Linked DNA regions of Homo sapiens: regions 2 and 3 are each linked to region 1. The links are chromatin loops, found by intact Hi-C in ENCODE. Cell type or tissue: IMR-90. All regions are shown on one strand.

Region 1 (5,000 bases):
AGTTTTATTCTTGGTAAACTATAGGTGTATACAGCATCCTAGTAGTTCTTCAATGAGTATTTACTGAGAGGAAGAACTGTTCATTATATATGTATATATATATATGTATATAGTAGTGCCTAATTTATTGTGTTATACCAATAGTAGATGGTAGTAGTAATTAGTATTTATATTATTAAATATAAAAATTATATTTTATGTATTATAAGAATATAATAATTCTCATGAGTTGTTAATCTATTTTTATAATTTTAAAATATATAACTGGGAGTACTCTTCTGGTTTTTGAGGGTCTAGGATTCAATAACTTCTGTTTCAGAGATGAATAAATATAGATGAATAGTGGTTATGATATAGACGATGCCCCAGAAACTGAAATGGAGAATTTCATTCCAGTCCTATTTGTAGCCCAAACTCTATGTACAAACTACATGGGAAAAGCTGACATGTAACTTGAGTCAGCTCCACGTTAAACACACATTGAGTACCTGCCATAGGCATTAGCAAGGCTCATCATTGTATTGCTGGTGAGATCATGTACAAAAATAATTTTGCAAATTGAAAAATACACATAAATATAAAAGAATTTTTTAAATTGTTTGTGCTGCTTCCTTAACTCAGGGAAGCCTACAAGGTGCCAAGTTCTGTGGTAAGTGCTTCTTAAAATGTTACTTAATCCTTCTCACAACTGCTCTGAAAAGCAAGGTCAGAGCTCCTGGTTGCTGGTGGTTCAAAAAGGGTTCATTTCTGTCTGCTGAGAGGGCTCTGCGATCTGTGAGTTCGTGGTGGCCAAACATAGGGAGACTTCCAAGTGAAACCCTCGTTGATGACATAGTGAAACTGTGAGTTTATTGAAGTGGGAATACACCCCCTCCTAACTTACCCCACACAGAAACAGATCTGTGCAAACATGCTTGTCCTTTTTAGGATGATACAATAACTTTTGAGATAATGGAAGATACTCTGGAATCTTGGAAGTCAGTGAGAGGAACTACTGGCATAGTAGTTCTTGACTAACAGAAAGGCAGGAGTTCTCACAGACTAGGGTTAGCTGAGAGACAGTGATTTGGCCATCTCCAACCTATGCAATTACTCAGGGGCCAAAGGAAAGACAAGCCCAGTTTAATAAAACCCAACAGCAGGGATGTAGAGAATCAATAAATGTTGGTTGATGTCCACAGGGCAGCTTGGAAGCAACTGGAAGACCTTTTACAGCTGGTTATTTTTGAACAACAATCTAAGATGTATAAAAGCAGAAATAAAAATAACTGAAGAAAGGAGCCCTGACTTGCTGCCTTGAAATCATGAGTGTGCTGTGGTTGATTTGTAGCTTTTTGCAGTATGGTCAAGATGACCCCTGATTCAATACCTCCTTTTCCTACCACCTGCCTCCCCTGGGTGGGGGAGGGGAAAACCGTGCTAAAATATTCTATAGAACCAGTACTCTAAGAAGCAGCCTCTATAGCAACCAAGCAGGTAGGAGGTAGCTGCTGTAGTTTCTATCTTTTACCTTTTTCCTCCAAATATCCAGATTTCTAAGGGGTGAGAAAACACAAACACCAAAAACATCATTGGAATTTTGGATTAAAGACAAGACAGCTATCTGTCTTGTCTCATTTTTGATACACCAGCTGATAATTGGGCTATATCTGAGTCTAAAAATAACACATAGTACATTAAAATAATATTCCTTGGCTACAATTCCAAAGTGGTATTCTGGGATTTCTGTGCATTAATCCTGTAACAATAACAGGATTTGGGCTTTTAACTCCCCTGGTGTAGCTTTGAAAATCTAGCCTAAAGCAGCTAATGTTGCCGTTTAAATCATCCTCTCACTATCCTTAGGGAAATGTGGAGATTAAAAAAATGACAGCCCAACTGCTCAAATGACCTATACCTGGGAGAATAAGAGAAACAACCTATTTCCTCTCAGGAACTGGGCCGATCAATATAAATATTTCAAAAGGACCATCATGCAATAAAGGCCTTGGAATTTGTATCCTACATCAGAGCACCCTAGATATTTCCAACATAGACCTATCAGGTTTTCCACAAGGGAGGGAGACATTGTAACAGTTGAATAACTGGAACTGAACTGGGTTGCACGTGTGTGAGCCTCTGTGTGTGTGTGTGTGTGTGTTTGTGTGTTTAGGAAAGGAAGGGAAAGGAGGCCATTATTATTGTGTATGTTTCTGGTAAACATTCTTTTTTTCCCCTACTGAAACTTGGGCGTATCCCAGAAATTAGGTGCTGTTAATCGTGTCAGCTAAAAAAAAAAAAAAAAAAAAAAAAAAAGCATGTTCTAAAATATGCACACAGTTCTAAATTGAAGCTCTAAATAGCTTTAAATTGAAGTGGCAGGAGTTTTTCAATGATACCATTAATTGCATTTCATTAATTGGGAAAAAGAGCTTTTGTGTAGCTGTGGTTATGATGGGCTGGATTTAATCAGTGTAGGTACCACTAACAGGCTGGCACTGCTTTCGGCCTGCAATGCCTTTGAAATTCTAAAATGGAAAAGGAGGCCAACACACTGAGCAATTATTTCAGAACAGATTGCCCGTTAACATTTCATAATATCACCGAAATACATCCTTTCTGGGACAGAGACTTGCTTTGGCTATGAACATCCAAGAGGTGGCAGCACCCCATGCTCCGTTGGCTTTCTGCATCCCTCCAGATGAGAGCTCACCGCAGAGGTCTCATCATTGCGTCACCTGAAAGCCAGTTAGGAGGGCGGAGGTGGGGGGGAGGTGATGGAGGGAAGAGGTAGCGTTTTGTATTTCAGTTCTTCTGGAAGAGTTCAGGAAACAGCTGCATGGATTGTTTTAAATGGACTTGAAAAGGTTTTTCTTTTCTTTTCCTCCCTGAAATCTACTGCCCTGTGCAGTATCTCTCTATGAAGACCACATGAGTGCACTTACGTGTTCTCTGATTCACTCCCTGAGGGAGGAAGGAAGAGTTTCAATTGCCTGGGATCCCCTGAGACCTCATTTTCAATTCTCTGCACTTGTCTTTTATAAACACAGGAAGGTGGGATGAAGACGGCATTATTGACAATTATTTTTTGAGCATGTATGTGGGCAGGGCACTGACCACATCATCAAGAATGTGACACAGTCGGCTGCTAGGATAATTCTCTTCTTCCCTAACTGTTCCTCCAGGTCCCCCATACACATAGAAATCTCATGCTAAAAATATTTTACACAACAAATAGCTGTTGAGATCGCATCAAACCCTGAACAATAAGGAGCAATATAACCTTACGTGCTAGGTGTCATGTGCCTGATATGAGAAGCATCTGGTGACATGGGTGAAGGAGTGTCAGGGCTGGTCTAGCCTGGCCACTGTCCAACTATCTGTGGAAACTGGCCCTCGTCATGCTAGGAAGTGTGAGGGCAAGAGCTGGAATACACTGAGGCAGCCTTGCTGTTGGGGGTTATTGGCAGCTGTTGGGGGTTAGAGACAGGACTCTCATGGGTAAGTAGTGTGCAAAATGCCACAGGAGGCTGGAGCTGGGCTCAGCAACAGTCTAGGGTCCAGCACAGCTCAGCTGTGGGCCTATCCCCATCCTATCCAGCACAGGGACTTGGCCTCTGTGTACACCACTACGGCTGCTTGGCCTCACCTTCAACTCTGTGTACCTTTTCCTTAACTCATTTCTTCAGCTTAGTCTTGACCTTGACACCCTCATACCCTCTGTCCCATAGCTTTCCTACATGGCACCTGCTCTCTGGGTACATCTTTTTAGCTTCTGGTCCCACTAACAATTCAGAGACTATTTTCCCTGTATTTCCTGGTTAATTTTGAGGGAAGTGTGGAGGGGGAAGGGAAGGAGGAAGGGAAGAGAGACTCATTGGCTGAGTTAATTGCATTCTTCCTGTCTGGACAGAGCTTTGGAGGCCAGGCCATCTCCCAGGGGATGAGTTAGGCTCTGCTTGGCCACCTTTGAGTCACTTTTAGACCTGTGCAGGGCTGTCCCCCAGCCTGGGCTATGGGCATGGTTGTTCCCTTCAGGAGGACCGTGGATGTGGTAGACACCAAATTTGACATATTGTCCCTTTCCCCATACAAAGGAAGGCTCAACGATGCTGGATATCCTGCTGTCAGGGTACTACCCTGGTGAGTTGCTCAGACTCTAGGAAGAGAGAAAGGAACCTCTTTTCTTCTTTACAAGAAAGCAGTCATGAAGCTTGGAGAATACACATAAGAGTGATAATTTACACTCAATCTTCAATGATTCCAGAAACTTGGGGAAAGAGGTACAGATCCTTCATTTGAACCATGATGCCATGTATTTTGCATAGCGCAGCTTGGTTTGGACTAGGCTGAGGGAGGGGAGTGGCTGAGTTAGATACCAGTCTCCTTGTTATAGTCAAGTCTTCCTTAATAAGGTCTCAAGCTTGCATTTTAATCCAAAGACAGATTCTCGAGTGCTACCTCTTGGTGCTACTTCTAGGCGCCATGACATATTCAGCAATGAGCTCCTCACCTGTTGCCCAGTGCATTGGCAGCATCCCTGGTTGATGCAGCCAAGCCATCTGGAGCAGGGCAAGGGGGGCACACGGGGTATGAAAGCCAGATAGCTGCCAGATGCTGCAGTTTCTTGGCTGTGGCCTTGGCCTTCCTCTAGTCCTTTCACTATTATGCTGAGGGCATGTGGCAAAACAAGGCAGGCCCCACGGGCAGCTTATTTGCTTTTGGCTACTTCCAGTTGAGCCACCAAGAACTTGAGGAGCTTTTTCTTCTTCAGCTATTTTTCTTGAGAGCCTGAACATCCCCTCCATCTCTTCCACTTGTAGCGCTTGTAGTCAGCCTCAGCCATAAGCCACTGACAAGAGTGTATTAACTGCAGATGTGAGGATGAAGCAAGGGCAAACTATGGTTAGTTTTCAGAGGTGACTGAGCCCCTTCAACATATAGATAGGGATTTCCATATATGGTGAATTTTGTCACTAAGTGCTTGGCTTTGTGGCATCCTATTTACCAGTATTTGAAGC
Region 2 (5,000 bases), 76 kb after region 1:
GACAATACTGCCTAATGATGCATTTCTCAGAATATATCCCCATCATTAAGTGACGCATGACTGTATTTCATTATAATTTAGATTTAAATTGAATGGATACATTTTGGTATAGTCATGCAATAGAATACCATTCAGCCAAAGAGAGTGAACAGTCTATAATGACATGCAACAATGTGGATGAATCTCACAATCTGTGAAAAAAGCCAGACACAAAAGAATGCAGACTGCATGAGTCCATTTATAGACAGTACCAAAAAACCCAGGTGAAAGTAATCTATGGCATTAGCAATTAAGATACGGGTTGGCCTTGAGGAGAGTGAGTAGACTGTGCGTGGAGAGAGCAGAGGGGCTTCTGGGATATCAGTGATATTATTCTTGATCTGAGTGCTGGCTTTGCAGATGGGTTTAGTTGTGAAACTCCAGCAAGCTGTCCACTTTATGCTGTGTGCACTTTTCAGTATGTATATTATTCTTTATTTAAATTTTTTTTTAGAGTACAGATTTCTAGGCCTTTACTGTGAGATGTGGTCCTTTGATGGGACCTGGGAGTTTACATGTTTGACAAGCACTCAGGTGATTGGGATGCAGGTGGCCTCAAAGTGCACTTTGAGAAACATTGGTAATTGCATTCAGTGCAGAGATTTTTAAAGCATTCATCAGCTCTTCAAAATAATTTAATCAGCTGCTTTATATACTGCAGCTATTTTTGGTCATTTCAGAGATGGTTTCACTCATCCCACCCCCATCCCACTTTCACCTTCTGAGAGCGAATCAATCCTGGAAAAATGAAAACCCCAAGTGAGCCCCACGTTGGAAAGAGTTGCAGCTTATACTCAGTGAGGAAAGGACAATCAAGTGAGAAAGAAATCCATTGGTGGGGAAAAACCCCATCAAGTGCAGGAATCATAGAAACCCTCTCTGGGAGGAGAACTGACCTTTTCTGATGAAAACTCATTTCATTTATTTAGCCACGGGTGACAGAGTGTATCTGAGTCTGAGGCATTTGGTGGAGGCTCTGTAAAAACTAGGTTAAGGACTGAATCAAAATCTCTTCCAATTACACGAAGGAGGAAGCTAAGAATGCAAATAACTGTAAAGCTATTGCTTGTTGTGACTAAAAGTCCTCCACATAGTAAGGCCTAAATCAGCTTTCATTTTATTGCTATGGGGAAGGACAGAGCTACCCAACACAATTATACAGACAAGTTTTTAAGGGAACAAAAACAGTGAAAAAAAAAATCACTCAATGCTTGTTTAGAGCTTGCTCTATCCGCCCAAGTGCTGAGAAAGTGTTCTCAAAAGTCAAGAGGGAAAGAGTTCTTACTTGATAAAAAACTGTTGGCTTTTAAAGGGTCAGTTATTCTCCTTGAAGACACAGGGGTATGTACCTGATTTACCTATAGGCAGGCTGGTATTAAGTTGATTTCACTGGTATGTCTACCCCAATGATTAAAAAATCTGAAATAATTTTGTACTTGTTGGAAAATAGCCCCAGCCCAGGGCTCCTTGAGAACCCCCCATTCACTGTCCACATTGCTTGGCCCTCCTCTGGGATTCCTCAGAACTCCCGACAGTACAGCAACTAAAGGGTTAATGTCCAGCAATTGAGAGACCTCCAACCCTGTCCAGCCACAAGCTACCTTAGAGGTCATTGCTTTGTGGTGATACCTGTGAAGGGGAGAAATGGCCTTTTTGGGTCAACTGCGGAACCCTATCCATGTTCTTCTCTTACTCAACAGCTTTTCACTACCCTCCCCCCAGAGTGCCCCAATTCTATTTCTCTTGTAATTTTTCATTCTTTGGTAACTTCTCATTCAAGGCAATGAAAGATCACTAATTAAATGTAGATGTTTTGTCATTAGATTAACCTTCTAGTCTGTCACTCCTAAACATCCAAGGGCTTCCAGAGGCTCTCTGATTCATCGGCTCCTTCACTCTCTCATTCAGCAAACATCTCTGGAATGCCTGCTACATGCCATCACTGTGCTTACTGGTAAGACTCCATCCCCCTCAGCTTAAATGAGAGCTCACAGTCTGGTGGGAATAATCAACCTGTAAATAGACAATTCTGGTGCAATCATGGAGCTATTCGAGTATGATGGGAACATAAAGGCTGGCAAAGGTAGATCATGGTGAGTCAGGGAAGACTTCCTGGAAGAAGTGGTTTGAGCTTAGTCTTTTTTCTTTCTTTTTTCCTTTTATAGATTTAGAGAGTACAAGTGCAGTTTTGTTACAGGGATATATTGTGTAGTGGTGAAGTGTGGGCTTTTAGTGTCCCCATCGCCCAAAGAGTGAACAATGTACCCAATAGGTAAATTTTCAGCTCTCACCACCCCCCCTTTTTTCTCCCCTTTTTTGGAGCGCCCATTGTCTGTTATTTCCCTCTCTGTGTTCATGTGTACCCATTGTTTAGCTCTCATAAGTGAGAACATGTGGTATTTGATTTTCTGAGTTATTACACTTAGGATAAGGGCCTCTAGCTCTATCCATGTTGCTGCAAAAGACATGATCTCATTCTTTTTTTGTTGTTTTTCTTTTCTTTTTTTATTTTATTTTTTATTATATTTTAAGTTCTGGGGTACATGTGCAGAACGTGCAGTTTTGTTACATAGGTATACATGTGCCATGGTGGTTTGCTGCACTCATCAACCTGTCACCTACATTAGGTATTTCTCCTAATGTGATCCCTCCCCTAGCCCCCCACCCCCTGACAGGCCCTGGTGTGTGATGTTCCCTCCCTGTGTCCATGTGTTCTTCTTGTTCAACTCCCACTTATGAGTGAGAACATGCAGTGTTTTGTTTTCTGTTCTTGTGATAGTTTACTGAGAATGATTGTTTCCAGTTTCATCCATGTCCCTGCAAAGGACATGAACTCATCCTTTTTTTATGGCTGCATAATATTATTCCATGGTGTGTATATGTGCCACATTTTCTTTATCCAGTCTATCATTGATGGGCATTTGGGTTGGTTGCAAGTCTTTGCTATTGTGAATAGTGCCACAATAAACATATGTGTGCATGTGTTTTTATTGTAGAATGATTTATAATCCTTTGGGTATATACCCAGTAATGGGATTGCTGGGTCAAATGGTATTTCTAGTTCTAGATCCTTGAGGAATCGCCACACTGTCTTCCACAGTGGTTGAACTAGTTTACAGTCCCACCAACAGTGTCAAAGTGTTCCTATTTCTCCACATCCTCTCCAGCCCCTGTTGTTTCCTGACTTTTTAATGATTGCCATTCTAACTGGCATGAGATGGTATCTCATTGTGGTTTTGATTTGCATTTCTCTAATGACCAGTGATGATGAGCATTTTTTCATATGTTTGTTGGCTGCATAAATGTCTTCTTTTGAGAAGTGTCTGTTCATATCCTTTGTCCCCTTTTTCATGGGGTTTTTTTTTCTTGTAAATTTGTTTAAGTTCTTTGTAGATTCTGGATATTAGCCCTTTGTCAGATGGGTAGATTGCAAAAATTTTCTCCCATTTTGTAGGTTGCCTCTTCACTCTGATGATAGTTTCTTTTGCTGTGCAGAAGCTCTTTAGATCTCATTTATCAATTTTGGTTTTTGTTGCCATTGTTTTTGGTGTTTTAGACATGAAGTCTCTGCCCATGCCTATGTCCTGAATGGTATTGCACAGGTTTTCTTCTAGGATTTTTATGGTTTTTGGGTCTTACATTTAAGTCTTTAATCCATCTTGAGTTGATTTTTGTATAAGGTGTAGGAAAGGGATCCAGTTTCAGTTTTCTGCATATGGCTAGCCAGTTTTCCCCACACCATTTATTAAATAGGGAATCTTTTCCCCATTGCTTGTTTGTGTCAAGTTTATCAAAGATCAGATGGTTGTAGATGTGTGGTGTTATTTCCGAGGCCTCTGTTCTGTTCCATTGGTCTATATATCTGTTTTGGTACCGGTACCATGCTGTTTTTGGTTACTGTAGCCTTGCAGTATAGTTTGAAGTCAGATAGCGTGATTCCTCCAGCTTTGTTCTTATTGCTTAGGATTGTCTTGGCTATGCAGGCTCTTTTTTGGTTCCATATGAAGTTTAAAGTAGTTTTTTCTAGTTCTGTGAAGAAAGTTACTGGTAGCTTGATGGGGATAGCATTGAATCTATAAATTATTTTGGGCAGTATGGCCATTTTGACAATATTAATTCTTCCTATCCATGAGGATGGAATGTTTTTCCATTTGTTTGCATCCTCTCTTATTTCCTTGAGCAGTGCTTTGTAGTTCTCCTTGAAGAGGTCCTTCACATCCTTTGTAAGTTGGATTCCTAGGTATTTTATTCTCTTTGTAGCAATTGTGAATGAGAGTTCACTCATGATTTGGCTGTTTGTCTGTTATTGGTGTATAGGAATGCTTGTGATTTTTGCACACTGATTCTGTATCCTGAGACTTTGCTGAAGTTGCTTATCAGCTTAAGGAGATTTTGGGCTGAGACGATGGGGTTTTCTAAATATACAGTCATGTCATCTGCAAACAGAGACAGTCTGACTTCCTCTCTTCCTATTTGAATACGCTTTATTTCTTTCTGTTGCCTGATTGCCCTGGCCAGAACTTCCAATACTATGTTGAGTAGGAGTGGTGAGAGAGGGCATCCTTGTCTTGTGCTGGCTTTCAAAGGGAATGTTTCCAGTTTTTGCCCATTCAGTATGATATTGGCCATGGGTTTGTCATAAATAGCTGTTATTATTTTGAGATATGTTCCATAGATACCTAGTTTATTGAGAGTTTTTAGCATGAAGCGTTGTTGAATTTTGTTGAAGGCCTTTTCTGCATCTATTGAGCTAATCATGTGGTTTTTGTCATTGATTCTGTTTATGTGATGGATTATGTTTATTGATTTGCGTATGCTGAACCAGCCTTGCATCCCAGGTATGAAGCCAACTTGATCATGGTGGATAATCTTTTTGATGTGCTGCTGGATTCAGTTTGCCAGTGTTTTATTGAGGATTTTCGCATCGATGTTCATCAGGGATATTGGCCTGAAATGTTCCT
Region 3 (5,000 bases), 200 kb after region 1:
AATGTCCAACAATGATAGACTGGATTAAGAAAATGTGGCACATATACACCATGGAATACTATGCAGCCATAAAAAATGATGAGTTCATGTCCTTTGTAGGGACATGGATGAAATTGGAAATCATCATTCTCAGTAAACTATCGCAAGGACAAAAAACCAAACACCGCATATTCTCACTCATAGATGGGAACTGAACAATGAGAACACATGGACACAGGAAGGGGAGCATCACACTCTGGGGTGGGGTTCTGTTGTGGGGTGGGGGAGGGGGGAGGGATAGCATTAGGAGATATACCTAATGCTAAATGACGAGTTAGTGGGTGCAGCGCACCAGCATGGCACATGTATACATATGTAACTAACCGGCACATTGTGCACATGTACCCTAAAACTTAAAGTATAATAATAATAAAAAAAAAGATGACACAACAACAACAACAAAATAATAAAAATAAATAAATAAATTCTTGAAGAGCTGTACTGAAAAAAAAAAAAAAAAAAAAAAAGAAAGCACATTCTGGAGCATCTACCCAGCCCACAACAATCCCTGCAGCTCCCCTTCTCACACAGGGGCGAGCCTTTCAGCTGTGTGTGCTGCTTGAGCCTAGTGCACCCTCCCACTGTTCCAACCCCATCCACTCATGACCACAGTGAACCTATGTTATAAGGGGAAGAATCAAATTGTTGTGAGACTTTGGACTTGGGATTATGAGATTCTGGTTCCCCCTATGTTAGTGTCTTGGAAGATGTACATTCAAGAGCTCTAGGTAGCTAAATTCTGTCAGCTCTGTTGGTTTGGAGGAGAGAAAGCCAAACCTTACAAGGAGAGGAAAAAACCCCAGATGTACAAAGTAAAGCTACAATGACTCCTGATGACCTTTTATTTTTTGATTCCAGCCTCATTATAAGGCTTAGCTGAATTACTAATGTTAAGAATGATGAGACATCACTATAACCTTACAATTAATTCTCTCTCTCAATCTCTCTTGCTTTTTTTTTCTTAAACTGGCTCAGGTGGGTTTCTGTTACCTGGAATGAAAGGAATCTTAATGGGCTGGGCGGGGTGGCTCATGCCTGTAATCCCAGCACTTTGGGAGGCCAAGGTGGGTGGTTCTCTTGAGGTCAGGAGTTTGAGACCAGCCTGGCCAACTAAACGGGATTTAGTAGAAACCCCGTTTCTACTAAAAATACAAAAAATTAGCCAGGCATGGTGGTGTGCGCCTGTAGTCCCAGCTACTCAGAGGCTGAGGCAGCAGAATCGCTTGAACCTGGGAGGTGGAGGTTTTGGTGAACCGAGATCGTGCCACTGCACTCCAGCCTGAGCAACAGAGTGAGACTCCATCTCAAAAAAAAAAAAAAAAAAAAAAAAAAGGAATCCTAACGATAAAGTAGGCACATGCTTTACTTTACCTTGATTCTCACAGCACATCTGTGAGGGATTTTTTATCTCTATTTTACAGATGAAGGAACTGGTATTAAGTAAGTTGTCTTATGTTTCATAAATTTTAGGGAATGGCATTTGAACCTGAGTTTTTTCATCTCAAAACCCTGGACTTTTTCCATTGAGCCCTTATCCCTTTGGAGTTTCTCTGACAGCTGGGTGGATCTTCCCCCATGACTTCACAGAGCCACTGAAGTTGTATACTCACTGAGGTGACAAAGGCTCCAGGTACCACCACCACCCCCTGACTACTGATCCCCCTGGCAAGATGCCAGTTTCTGTCTGTTATGCCTGCTGCTTCACTTTGGGAACACAGACTGTACCTTTTTTCTGAGGCTGGAAGGCTCCACAAGGGAGCAGAGACTTCCCTAAAAGGAACAAAATCAAGTCCAAAAGAATGTACGTCCTTTAGATGTGTTTGCCAACCTCTGCCAGTCAGCAGGGTCCCATGGTACCCAGGCTTGTTACACTGCAAAATCCTCCCCCACCCCTGCCACATAACACTCAGAATACACTTGCCACTGGAAAATATGACCAGGATGGGTTGGTCTGTTCTTTCCAGAAACTAGTGTCCCTTATCTTTCCACTGAAAGTAGGCTCCCAGCTCTGTCATTCAGATTCTCCTGGAGAGGTAAGGATACTGCTGGTGTGGGACCTGTGTCCTGTGTCAGACCAGGGAAGTGCTCCCAGGCTCCCTGACTTGTCCAGGGACTTTGGTCCTTTGGTATTTACATAAGAATCTACTACATGTTAAAGATAAAAACGTATTCCCCCAGGTCTTCCTAGTGCCTTGGGTGATCATTAAAAGACTCATTTTGTGCTTAACATAGAAACATAGATTCTCTTTCCATGGATCTTGGGAGGCTGAGTTTTTGGTGTTGAGATTCCCTGCCCTCTGAGTCAGACCCAGCATAGTTCCACAGAGATGGTAGTTGATTTTTTTTCTTTCCTGTGTGATGATTAAGATGGCCATCTGATGATTGCTGTAACCACAGTAGCCTGACCAAGGTTTATAAAAAGGGAGTAATAATTACAATTTGGGGGCCTTTCTCAACTCCCATCTTCATCTTCAATTTCTTCTACCACCTAACAAACTTTGAAGCTAAGTAGTTACCAGTTCAAGAATTTGGATGAGTTGTTCATGTTCCCACTGATACTGGTTTCCTAAGTATTTGCAAGGAAAGGTAAGGGAAACTGAGACTAACATTAGGTTAATCTCACTTCAATACCTGGCACAGACTAGCCCCTGAATAATCATTTTAAAATAATGAATTACAAAACAGATGATAAAACATTTAATAAAAAAAATCTATGATATGTTATGATACTCAATGTGAGGGGAGAGCAAAAGAAAAGCTCTACTTTACAGAAGAGTAACAGCTAATAAAGAAGCAGGGATGATAGAATTAGAAGAACCACTATCTTGCAATTCCCAGTGTAATATTTTGTTCAGGGAAGGATCATCAGTAAATGGGAAAGCCATTAGGTGAAAAATTGATGGGAACCAAGTTATTCATAATTCTTAAAACATCAACTGTCAGATCACTTGTTAATTGCCAAGGGGAAAAGATACCTTTATTTTATTTTATTTTATTTTATTTTATTTTATTTTATTTTATTTTATTTTATTTTTGAGATGGGGGTCTCACTCTGTTGCCCAGGCTGGAGTGCAGTGGTGTGATCACGGCTTACAGCAGCCTCGACTTCCCCAGGCTCAGGTGATCCTCCCACCTCAGTTTTGGCATTTTCTGTAGAGGTGGGATTGGCCATGTTGCCTAGGCTGGTCTCAAACTCCTGGGCCCAAGCGATCTGCTGCCTTGGCCTCCCATAGTGCTAGGATTATAGGCGTCTACCACCACGCCTGGCCCCACGTTTACAATAGAGAATTACAGGAAATAACATTTTAACCTAGCTGTTACCCAAAATACCACCAATAATGAGACAAAGTGACATGACATGCCCCTGTTATGGTGCGATGTGAAGTACACAAAAATATCACATATTAATATTCTGCCAAAAATATGTGAACTAAATATAATTATGAGGAAAAAACCATACAGTCATAAAATTAAAAATCTTAGGCTTTCTACAAAATAAATGACCTGGGCTTTTCAAAAATAAAAATAAATAAATGTCATGAGGCCAGGCGCGGTGGCTTACGCCTGTAATCCCAGCACTTTGGGAGGCTGAGGCAGGCGGATCACGACATCAGGAGATCCAGACCATCCTGGCTAACACGGTGAAACCCCATCTCTACTAAAAATACAAAAAATTAGCCTGGCATGGTGGTGGGCGCCTGTAGTCCCAGCTACTCGGGAGGCTGAGTAGCTAATGGACCCTAAATGGACTCTAAAATAAAGATATTTTAGAGTCAATTGGGGAAATTTAAACACAGAGTATACATTAGATGATATTAATCAATGTTCAATTTCTCAGATGCAGTAGTGGTTTTGAGGTTACCCAGGAAATTTTCCTTGTTCTTAGAAGATACATTTTTAAGTATTTAATGATGAAGTGTCATGATGTCTGAAATTTATTTTCAAATAGTTCAGCAATAAAATTATACATAGAATATATATATAATGTATATGTGTGTCTAGGCACATGGGTAGAGAGAGTGAGACAGAAAGCAACTGAGGCAATATGTTAACAATTGTTGAATTTAAGTGAAGAATATATACGTATTGTACTATTCTTCCAACTTTTCTGAGGGCTTAAAGTTTTTCAAAATAAAAAATTTGTAGGAGAAAAAAGAATAAAGGATGAAAGAAATGAGGAACAAACTAAACTTCACCTTCTGAATGAATTCAAAAGCCCAAGTAGGTCTTTTCCTGAAATAGGTGAGAAAAATTGGAAAGATAAGCAGAATAAAAAGGCAATAGAATCATAGAATGTCATAAGTTAAAGGGTCTTTAAAGTCCAGTGTGTGGACTAGTTCTGAGAACCGTTTTACAAGAAAAAGCTTTTGGTAAAATAAATAAGGGAAATGCATACTCTGCCTCCCTCTTGGAGCATCGTGGTGAATATTATTAGCACACTAAATTTCTGAATAAAGAAATATGTTTAATTTTGTTTAATGTCACAATTCCTAAACTTATTTGACCATGGAATGCCTTTTTAAAAATATTACTCCTTGAATACACATGTCCATACATACATACCTACAGAGTGGAATAATCGACACTGGAAACTCCAAAAGGTGGGAGGGCAGGAGGGGGGTGAGGGTTGAAAATGTACCTATTGGGTACTACATTCACTATTTGGGTGACAGTTACACTAAAAGCTCAGACTCCGACAGTATGCTATGTGCGCATGTAAGAAATCTGCATTGTACCCTCCAAATATAACAGAGCAAGACTCCGTTTGGAGTCTGGAGTGCAGTGGCGCGATCTCAGCTCACTGCAACCTCCGCCTCCCGGGTTCATGAGATTCTCCTGCCTCAGTCTCCCGAGTAGCTGGGACTACAGGCACCCACTACCACGCCTGGCTAATTTTTGTATTTTTAGTTGAGACGGGGTGGGGTTTTGCCATGTTGGCCAGGTTGGTCTCGAGCTCCTGA

What was found. Hi-C counts contacts between places; a loop is a spot of excess contacts. Peaks named below come from ENCODE experiments on the same cell type or tissue, not always from the same donor. Only the 100,000 strongest peaks of a DNase experiment are listed, where the experiment ranks them.
Region 2: it touches region 1 in a loop (4-fold over the local background); 22 of 110 quality-filtered maps call a loop at or near these places.
Region 3: a loop joins it to region 1, with 2.3 times the contacts of the local background. A loop is called at or near these places in 13 of 110 quality-filtered maps.

What each region holds. Positions count from the first base shown.
Region 1 is chr4:128,451,803-128,456,802 of GRCh38, forward strand. All of the region lies in intron 1 of LINC02615 (long intergenic non-protein coding RNA 2615), which reads left to right. Among named protein-coding and RNA genes, the nearest start is that of LINC02615, 26 kb to the left of the region's middle. In IMR-90, a CTCF peak has its summit at 2,634 (motif pointing right); a DNase peak (open chromatin) is centred at 2,699; H3K4me3 peaks cover 448 bases; H3K27ac peaks cover 1,166 bases.
Region 2 is chr4:128,527,347-128,532,346 of GRCh38, forward strand. No RefSeq gene overlaps it. Among named protein-coding and RNA genes, the nearest start is that of LINC03140, 41 kb to the right of the region's middle. In IMR-90, no CTCF peak of the experiment used is centred here; a DNase peak (open chromatin) is centred at 1,995; H3K27ac peaks cover 1,687 bases.
Region 3 is chr4:128,647,645-128,652,644 of GRCh38, forward strand. No RefSeq gene overlaps it. Among named protein-coding and RNA genes, the nearest start is that of LINC03140, 80 kb to the left of the region's middle. RefSeq lists enhancers at 229-967, 4,918-5,000. In IMR-90, no CTCF peak of the experiment used is centred here; a DNase peak (open chromatin) is centred at 2,347.